2 separate regions of the Homo sapiens genome follow, and region 1 is linked to region 2. Evidence: chromatin loops called from intact Hi-C (ENCODE). Cell type or tissue: tibial artery. All regions are shown on one strand. Region 1 holds the start of ZNF766 (zinc finger protein 766). Region 2 overlaps ZNF83 (zinc finger protein 83).

Region 1 (5,000 bases), 360 kb after region 2:
CCTCCTGAGCCCGGGAGTTCAAGGCTGCAGGGAGCTATGATTGCACCACTGCACTCCAGTCTGGGTGACAGACTGAGACCGTGTCTTAAAAACAAAAACAAAAATGAAAAAGACCTAAATCATGGGACACTCCCACATTCAGAGAAGACAGCTTCAGGAGACACCAGCAGAGGAAACTGGTAACACAAAAATCTGAAACAAAGTAATTAAACTTAGAGATGTCTTCAAAGCTAAGAAAAAAGAACAGGGAATGATCAGCTGTGCAACATGTTGCTAAGACGAAAAGATGAGGATAGGAAATTCAAAATTGGACTTCGAAACACAGAGATCACTGGTACCTCTGGGAAAAAAGGATCAAAGGAATGGTGGAGGTGAAAGCTTAATTGGAAGGGGGTAAATCAAGAACTGGAGGCAAGACTGAAGACAGAAATATAAACAAGATTTTAGTGTACTGTGTTCTCAAATGGAGCGTTGAAGAGGGGTACTCACTACAGGGAGAGATGTAATTAATAGAATATTTTTTATTTTAATCATGGAGGAGTGGCAAGAAAATGAAGGCTTCATCTGTGCTTTTTTTTTTTTTTTTTTTTTGAGACAGTCTCACTCTTGTCACCCAGGCTGGAGTGCGGTGGCATGATCTCAGCTCACTACAACCTCCATCTCGGCTCACTGCAACCTCCACCTCCTGGGTTCAAGTGACTCTCCTGCCTCAGCCTCCGGAGTAACTGGGAATACAGGTACGTGTCACCACACCCAGCTAATTTTTGTATTTTTAGTAGACATGGGGTTTCACCGTGCTGGCCAGGCTGGTCTGGAACTCCTGGCCATAAGTGATCCACCCGCCTTGGCCTCCCAAAGTGCTGGGATTACAGGCGTGAGCCATCGCACCCAGCCAGTGTGTCTGTGTGTGTTTTCATGGACAATACCTCCATGTGGGTGCACTAACCAAAGTAATCCCTTGAAGTAAATATTGGTGATGCCAGAGGAAGGATGTCACACTGTCCTGAGACTGTGAGTAGGGCTGGCACCTGGTGCACAATCGCAGGGTCAGCAACAGCCAGGGGGAGGGACAGACCATTCCCAGTTACTACTGAGTAGAGATCACAGGCCCTGAGACAGGTGGGTGGGCCGGTTGGAGATCTCTTCCCTTTACTGGTTGAGATGGAAATGTGCACGTGTTTTTCCGCATACTGACCAGTTCTCTGGCACACTCCCAGCTGGATGACCCACAATTTAACTCAATTTTGATAGTATCTACCTGGAGATAGAATCAGATCCCAGTTAAGGACTCAGTCCCACAAGACTGCCCCTCACCTCAGATATGGATAAAATTAACGGTTTCCAAAACACACTCCTCTATTTTGATTTGCTAGGATGGCTCTTCCACCTGTATCCTTTGTAATAACCTTTATAACTGATAGTAAACCTAAGTAAAATTTTCTCTGAGTTCTGGGAACCATTCCAGCAAATTAATAAAATGTGAGGAGGCCGGGCAAGGTGGCTCAAGCCTGTTATCCCAGCACTATGGGAGGCCGAGGTGGGCAGATCACCTGAGGTCTCAGGAGTTCACGACCCGTCAGGCCAACACGGTGAAACCCTGTCTCTACTAAAAATACAAAATTGGCCAGGCGAGCTGGCGGGCGCCTGTAGTCCCAGCTACTCGGGTGGCTGAGGCAGGAGAATCGCTTGAACTCAGGAGGCTAAGGTTGCAGTGAGCCGAGATTTTGAGCCCCTCTCCTCTCCCGCAGTTTCTCCCCTTCTTCCCTCTATTCCTTCTTTTCCACTTCATCTGCTCCATCTTGCAATTTTTTTCCTCTTGTTGCTCTTTCTCTCCAATCTTTTGATTGTCTCCAATCTCCATATATTTCTGCCTCTTTCTTCTCCCATCTGTGCTCCTCCTGTTAAATTCCCTCTTCTCTGTCACGCCCCCTTGTCCCTACTGTCTGGCAACCCCAGATCTCTGGGGTGGTTCTCCCTTTGCCCTCCTTGTCACCGGCTGCCCCCTCTTGCTGTGCCAGCACCACGCTGCTCGGTCTGCCCTGGCTCCAAATCCCTCCTCCTCTCCCCAACTTTGTCTGAGGAGCCTCCCGCTTTGCTGCCCCTCTCCCTACCTTGCTGTCCTTCATCTGTCTAGAAATAGAACTTTTCTCTACATTTCTCGAGTTGCTTTTCTCTCCCTGCTACTTCCTGGGGTGCTTCTTTCACTTTGCAAATCTCTCACCCTCCCTCTGCGTTGCCGTCTTGTTATGGATCTTCCTCATTATTTTCTCTCTAAATTTTTCTGTTTCCTCTACCTCGCTCTCCATCTCTCTTTCACTTCACATTCACAGGGAGGGGACTGGAATAAAATACCCACCTCCTCAAGAGCACAGTTTCCAATGGGAGGAATTTGGGACGGAAGAACACTGGGTGCCCTGAGATAGGTCCCGGCCACCTCCCCCAACACAGGATCCGGAGAAGCCGTGACTGCGAAAAGGCCTGGGGACAGAAGGGAACGGCCCAAGGAGGACTACGGCGGCAGGCAGATCAGGGGTGGGGTCTGCAGAATCCCCAGACCAGGCAGAGGACGCGGCCCCTCCCGAATGGCGGCTGCGGCGCTGCGCCCCAGGGGCCGACAAGGACGAGGCTTGGGACCCGGAGGGCGTGGATCCGCCTCGCAGGCGGGGACTTTACGTGGCGCGGGGCTGGCGGAGGGGTCACTGAAGGGTTTTAAGCAGGAAAACGGCGCGAAAGCAGCTGCCTACGCAGCCCTACGGCAGAACGACCGGAGACAGAACCAGCCCTAGGGCGATTTTAACACTCTGACGGGACGCATGAATTTACTCGGGGTGGAGAGAGCGGTGCGGGGATTTCAAGGTCTGTACCGCCCCCCACATCCCGGGTACAGAAGCGTGAGGGCACCGCTAAGCGAACACTTAATCTAAACAAAGGAAAACTCACGCGCCGCAGTTGCGCCATATCTCCACGCCATCCACTTCCGGGTCTGCAGGCGGCTGCGCGCGAACGGAGAGGCCGGGCCGGGGCGTGGCCAGCGACGTGGCGGGCGGGGCCTGAATACTTATTGGACGGGGCCTGCACTTCCCTCCTCCTATCTCTGGGCGTGTCTCGGTTTTCCGCGTTTTGCAAGCCACACTTGCCAGTCAGGCTGGAGCCGCTCCACGGTTTGTGACCTGGGATCTCACTAGGAGGGTCAACGTCTGTTGTTTGGATCCAGGAAAGTTCCCACAATTAAAATTAAGGAATTCAATTAAAATTTAGAAATTTAATTGAAAATCCCTTAAATTGTCTGTGAAAGGAATGCAAACTAAAATACAATATGCAAACTCAACCTGTGCAGAATGTGTAATTTCACGCTGACGCCCCACAGAATAGCATAGAAATCCTCTCCATTTCTATTCCCCATTCACTCTGGAGTAGAGAGTTCCAAAGAGTTTCCTGGGCCACATCTGGGGCGTGGAGTGCTAAGGCCGGTGAGAAGTCAGGTCACCAGCTATTGCTTTTAAAAAAGCAATAGAGGCCGGGCACGGTTGCTCACGCCTGTAATCCCAGCACTTTGGGAGGCCGAGGCGGTCGTATCACTGGAGGTCAGGAGTTCGACACCAGCCTGACCAAAATGGAGAAACCCCGTCTCTACTAAAAATACAAAAATTAGCCGGGCGTGATGGCACACGCCTATAATCCCAGCTACTTGGGAGGCTGAGGCTTAGGTCAATATTTTCTAAAAATACTGTAATTTCAGATTCACTTTAGGTGCATTCTGAAAGTAATAAGTAAACATACTTTTTATTTTAAAAATTATAATCTCTTAAATCTTGTTTGTTTTCTCTTCTTCAATGTACTGGCCCCTGTAGATAACAAAGCCCTTAAAATAGTCTTCAGAAGACAATTGTATTTATTGATCTAAAGAATAACTCTGCAGTAATTCTAAGTGTATTTGGTAGGCCGATTATTCTTTTATAGAACCCTGATAGAAGTAAAACTAGATTATCAAATTTTAAATAGCCTTACGTCTGCCGGCAATAATTTTATGGCAATATTTTTGAATTAACAGGTACTAATAAGTATGCTTTTCTCTGATATCTCACCCCCCCAACTTTTTTTTTCTTAAGACAGAGTCTAACTCTGTCATCCAAGCTGGAGTGCAATGGCACGATCTCAGCTCACTGCAACCTCCACCTCCTGGGTTCAAGCAATTCTCCTGCCTCAGGCTCTCGAGTAGCTGGGATTACAGGCGCGTGCCACCACGCCTGGCTAATTTTTGGATTTTTAGTAGAGATGGGGTTTTGCCATGTTGGCCAGGGTGGTCTCAAACTCCTGACCTCAGGTGATCATCTGCCCACCTTGGCCTGCAGAGTGCTGGGATTACAGGCGTGAGCCACCGCACCCGGCCTTATATCCCTATTTTTGGATCCCTTCATCCATCTTGAAGTATGATCATGTTTAGATATGAAAATGAACATATTTAAAATATTAGCAGGTTAAAATGAGGATATAGTGATATGTCACAAAGATGGATACGAGATGACATATCAGCATTTTTTATTTTTATTTTTTTCAGTTGGAGTCTCGCTCTGTTGCCCAGGCTGGTGTGCTGTGGCATGGCCTCCACTCACTGCAACCTCTGCCTCCCGGGTTCAAGCAATTCTCCTGCCTCAGCCTCCCGAGTAGCTGAGATTACAGGCGCCTGCCACCATGCCCAGCTAATTTTTTGTATTTTTAGTAGAGACGGGGTTTCACCATGTTGGCCAGGCTGGTCTCGAACTCCCGACTTCGTGATCCGCCCACCTTGGCCTCCCAAAGCACTGGGATTACAGGCGCGAGCCACCGCACCCGGCCCATATCAGCATATTTTACTTCGATTATTATTATTATTTTTTAGAGACAGGGTCTAACTGTGTTTTCCAGGCTGCATATGTACTCCTGGGCTCAAGACATCCTCTTGCCTCAGCCACTTAAGTAGCTAGGACTCCAGGCACACTCCATGGTGGCCTAGGTCAGCA
Region 2 (5,000 bases):
AACTGGCCATCTGGATGTGTACGTGCAGGTCACGGGATATGATGGCTTAGCTTGGGCTCAGAGGCCTGACAATATTCATTTTTTTACTTTAGGTTTGGGGCTACATGTGAAGGTTTGTTACACAGGTAAACTCGTGTCATCGGGGTTTGTTGTACAGAGTAGTTCATCACCTTGACATTAAGCCCAGTACCCAATATTTATTTATTTATTTAGTTGAGACTGAGTTTTGCTCTTTTGCTCAGGCCAGAGTACTGGTATGATCTCAGCTCATTGCAATTTCTGCCTCCCAGGTTCAAGGGATTCTCCTGCCTCAGTAGCTGGGATTACAGGTGCCTGCCATCATGCCTGGCTAATTTTTGTATTTTTAGTAGAGAGAGGGTTTCACCACATTGGCCAGGCTGGTCTTGAATTCCTGACCTCAGGTGATCCACCCACCTCGGCCTCCCAAAGTGCTGGAATTACAGGCATGAACCACAACACCTGGCCCCCAATAGTTTTTCTTTTTTATGCCTCTCCTTCCTCCCACCCTCCACCCTCAACTAGACTGCAGTGTCATGCTCGTCTGTGTGAAGAGACCACCAAATAGGCTTTGTGTGAGCAACAAGGCTGTTTATTTCACCTGGGTGCAGGCAGACTGGGTCTGAAAAAGAAGTCAGCAAAAGGAGATGGGGTGGGGCAGTTTTATAGGCCTGGGGTAAGCAGTGGATAGTTACAGTTAAAGGTGGTTATCTATTGTCAGCAGAGGAGAGCGTCACAAGGTGCATTGTGGGGAGATCATAAGACTCATTGTCCAGAAGAATTTCTCAAGGTCGATCGATCAGTTGGGGCAGGGCAGGAACAAGTCATAATGGAAAGTCATAAGGTTGGTCAATCAGTTAAGACAGGGGCTGGCTGTTTCACTTCTTTTGTACTTTTCGGTTGCCTCAGGCCATCTGGATGTATACCTGCAGTCTTGGGCTCAGAGGCCTGACATTCCTGTCTTCTTATATTAATAAGAAAAATAAAACAAAATAGTGAAGTGTTGGGGTGGCAAAAATTTTTGGGGGTGGTATGGAGAGATAATGGATGATGTTTCTCAGGGTTGCTTCGAGTGAGATTAGGAGCTGCGTGGACACCTTAAGGAAAATTTTATAATGAGTTACAAGGAATAGGGATTTAGGCTGTGGGGAGATCTTGGTGCGGGGGATGGTACTGTGGGGTTGTTAAAAGTAGCATTTGTCATATAGAATGATTGGTGATGGTCTGAATGTGGTTTTGTATGAATTGAGAAACTAAATGGAAGACACAGGGCCTGAATAAGAGAAGGAGAAAAACAGGTACCAGGGGACTAAGAATAGGGAGTAGCCAAGACACTCAGTTAGAAAGTGTCCAGATGGGTCCTGTGTAATGATTTGCCTGGTTGGCAAATTTCTGGGCTCTATCCTTGAGTTTATGTTGTCATATACCAGGCCAGACTGATTTACGTAAAAACAATACTCTTCATTTAAAAATATACAGAGTCCTCCTTTTTCAGCAGTGAGTAAGTCCAGGCCTCAGCAATTTTGGAGGACAACTGGGGCTAAGAGTTGACTTGGCCTGAAGGACTGATAAAGTTTGTGATATATCTGTAATGCTAGTAGAAATGTCATTTGAAAGGCTATGGAAGGTCGTGACAGAAGTTGAAATGCCTGCTATTCCAGCTCCAAGGGCAATAGTGGAAGCAGAAAGTCCTAACCCTATAAGTAGAGGGATTAGAGGAATAACTCTTTTTTGTCTGTTTGGTATCATGAGTGGGATAGGAAGTTGTTCAGTCCCATTTGCAAATTGAATTTTGGGAATGAGAAAAATGAGTGTACATGTCCCTGTCCGATTAGCAGGCAGACACATGTAAGCGGAGGAGCCACAGAAGAAGAGGCCTTTTGCAAGGCAAAATTGGAAATGCAAAGTGAAAAGATGAGAAGAAGTGCTAAAAGAGGTGTCTTTTACCCAGACTCAGGGATCCAGCTAGGGCGGCAGCCATCAGAGGTTGTAATGGGGACTGATGGGGTAACTGTGTAGAGGGGGAGGTTCAATATTCATGGTGTATGAGAAAGCATTGAGTGTCTACAAGCAAACTTTCACTGTTATTTATGGGGCTGGATATAAGTAAATAAGAAGAGGGCCTGGGAGGAGAGTCTGAAGAGCAAGGGGAAGGTAGCCAAGGATGGAGTGAAATACAGGGTAAATGTTTTCCTAAGCAATAATGTTTTTAAGTTTGCCAGTATTGATAGATGTCTTGTCTGTAATACGGAGCTGGAAGGCCCCAATTGTTTCTGTGATATATGTAGTTGGGCTTTGGAGATGAAGAGTGAAGGAGCATTGAGAAGGTGAAAAGTTCCCCAGGGGAATTCCAGTGGGTCTTTGCTGAGAGATACATAATGGAGTGACCACAGAAATAGTAGCTTGTGTTGTGGGGAGTCCAAATATGGGGGGAGTAGACTTGACATAAGGAGAATGCGGCCTTGAGAAGAGTTTTTATTAAGGAGGCATTAATGATGGAGGACACTTGCATAGGGGGGAAACCTCTTTCAGCCCATATAACAGCATGGTGGTGCAAGATATGGAAGGTATATTTTGAGTCAGTATAAATATTGATGTGTAGTCCCTTTGCAAGAGTGAGGGCCTGAGTTTAGGCAATGAGTTCTGCTTGCTGAGAGGCTGTGGGAGTGGGGCAGAGTGGTAGCCTCAATGATAGATGTGGAAGATACTATAGCATAGCCTGCCTTTGCTGGTGAGTGGCGATTAGGCCTGGTGGAACTGCCATCAATAAACCAAATGTGATCAGGATGAGGAACACGAAAGGAGGGGGAAATGGAGTGAATGTCAGGGGGATCAGAGAGATACAGTCATGGGGGTCAGGTGTGGTATCTGGAATAATGTGGCAGGCTGGATTGATGTCTGGGCCAGGAACAATGGTAATTGTGGGAGACTCAACAAAGAGTGAGTATAGCTGAAGGAGCCAGGGAGCAAAAAGTATATGCATCAGGTGTGAGGAAGAAAATAGATTTGGGAAGTTATGAGAAATGTGGAGAGTGAGTTGAGCATAGTTTGTGACTTTGAGGGCCTCTAAAAGTATTAGGGTGGTGGTAGCTGCACGGAGACATCATGGCCAGCGTATAATAGGAAGGTCAAGTTGTTTGGACAAAAAGGCTACAGGGTGCAGTCCTGGTCCTTGTGTAAGAATTCCGACTGCACAACCCTGCACTTCGGCTGTGTGTAGTGAAAAGGGTTGGGATGAGTCAGGGAGAGCTAGTGTGGGAGCAGTCTCCAGAGCTGTCTTCAAGGAACGGAAAGACGAGTGGGGAAAGGATTTAGGATCTGTGCGGTCAGCTAGGTTTCCCTTTGTGAGTTGATACAATGGTTTTGTTAGGACAGCAAAGCCAGGTGTCCAAAGGTGAAAGTATCCAACCATGCCCAGGAAGGAAAGGAGTTGTTGTTTTATAGAAGGGGTTGGGGTTTGAGAGATCAGCTGGACACAGTTGGCAGGGATAGCATGCATGTTTTCATGAAGAATTATGCCAAGGTAGGTAATGGATGGGGAAGAAATTTGAGCTTTGGTGGGGGATACCTGATATCCTTTGGAGAATAAATGTTGAAGGAGTAGGAGGATATCCTTTTGCAAAGACTCAAAGTAGGGACTACAGAGTAGAAGGTCATCAATGTATTGAATAAGGTAGGAAGCAGAGGAGTGAAAAGAAAGTAAATCATGAGAAAGAGCTTGGCTGAAGTAATGAGGGCTATCCCGGAAGCCTTGCGGCAGTACAGCCCAGGTAAGCTGCTGGGACTGATGAGTGTCAGTGTCAGTCCAGGTAAAAGCAAAGAGGGGCTGGGATGAGGGGTGCAGGGGAATAGTGAAAAAAGCATGTTTAAGATCAAGAATGGAATAGTGAGTTGTGGAGGGCAGTATTGAGAACAAAAGAGTGTACAGGTTGGGCACCACAGGGTGGATAGGCAAAACAATTTGGTTTAAAAGGCACAGATCCTGAACCAACCTGTAAGACTCGTCCAGCTTTTGGACACTTAAAATGGGGGAATCATAAGGAGTTTTTAGACTTTAGAAGCTCATGCTGTAGCAGGCGAGTGATAACAGGCTTTAATCCCCTTAAAGCCTGTTGTGGGATGGGATACTGGTGTTGAGCAGGGTAAGGGTGATTAGGTATGGGTGTGTGATCAGTTGCCAGGGAGGGAGCAGAGGTGTCCCATACCTGTGGGTTAAGGTGGGGGGATACAAGAGGAAGACGTGAAGGAGGCTTTGGGTTGGGAAGAAGGGCGGCAATGAGATGTGGCTGTAGTCCAGGAATAGTCAGGGAAGCAGGTAATTTGGTTAAAATGTCTCAGCCTAATAAGGGAACTGGGCAGGTGGGGATAACTAAAAAGGAGTGCATAAAAGAATATTGTTCAAGTTGGCACCAAATTGGGAAGTTTTAAGGGGTCCAGGAGCCTGGCCATCAATACCCACAACAGTTATGGAGGCAAGGGAAACAGGCCCTTGAAAAGAAGGTAATGTGGAGTGGTTAGCCCCTGTATCAATTAAACAGGGGATGGACTTACGCCCCACTGTAAGAGTTACCCAAAGCTCAGCATCCCTGATGGTCCAGAGGGCTTCCGAGGCAATTGGGCAGTGACAGTCTTCAGCTGCTAAGCCGAGCAGATCTGGGAAGGAGTCAAAGAGCCATGGGCCAGAGCTTTAGGGGCTCTAGGAGTGGCTTCTGGGTGAGCTGGACAGTCTGATTTCCATGGGTCCCTGCACAGATGGGACGTGGCTTGGGAGGAATCCCTGGCTGCAGGCATTCCTTGGCCCAGTGGCCAGATTTCTGGCACTTGAAGCAAGATCCTGAGAGAGGAGGTCCTGTAGGAATGCCTGACCACTGCAGCTTAGGCGTTTTGAAGTTCTTGTGTGCTGGAGCTGCAGCTGAGTTTTGTCTCACAGCAGAGGCAAGTAATTGTAACTCAGAAATGCATTGCCATTTGGCTGCCTCCTC

The links. Hi-C counts contacts between places; a loop is a spot of excess contacts. Peaks named below come from ENCODE experiments on the same cell type or tissue, not always from the same donor. Only the 100,000 strongest peaks of a DNase experiment are listed, where the experiment ranks them.
Region 1: it touches region 2 in a loop (2.5-fold over the local background); 6 of 110 quality-filtered maps call a loop at or near these places.

The regions. Positions count from the first base shown.
Region 1 is chr19:52,267,572-52,272,571 of GRCh38, reverse strand. It overlaps ZNF766 (zinc finger protein 766), which reads right to left and starts at 2,985. Exons shown (of 4, transcript NM_001010851.3): 1 at 2,941-2,985. The coding sequence starts at 2,958. It overlaps LOC124904763 (a long non-coding RNA gene), which reads left to right. Exons shown (of 4, transcript XR_007067331.1): 3 at 599-737; 4 at 2,331-3,328. RefSeq lists enhancers at 1,979-2,048, 2,482-2,776, 2,699-3,244 and a silencer at 2,959-3,188. In tibial artery, no CTCF peak of the experiment used is centred here; DNase peaks (open chromatin) are centred at 2,476, 2,656 and 3,041; H3K4me3 peaks cover 2,200 bases; H3K27ac peaks cover 2,405 bases.
Region 2 is chr19:52,622,866-52,627,865 of GRCh38, reverse strand. The region is part of intron 2 of ZNF83 (zinc finger protein 83); the gene reads left to right. All of the region lies in intron 2 of LOC137778871 (a long non-coding RNA gene), which reads right to left. It also overlaps the pseudogene LOC124904757. Among named protein-coding and RNA genes, the nearest start is that of ZNF83, 13 kb to the left of the region's middle. In tibial artery, no CTCF peak of the experiment used is centred here; no DNase peak of the experiment used is centred here.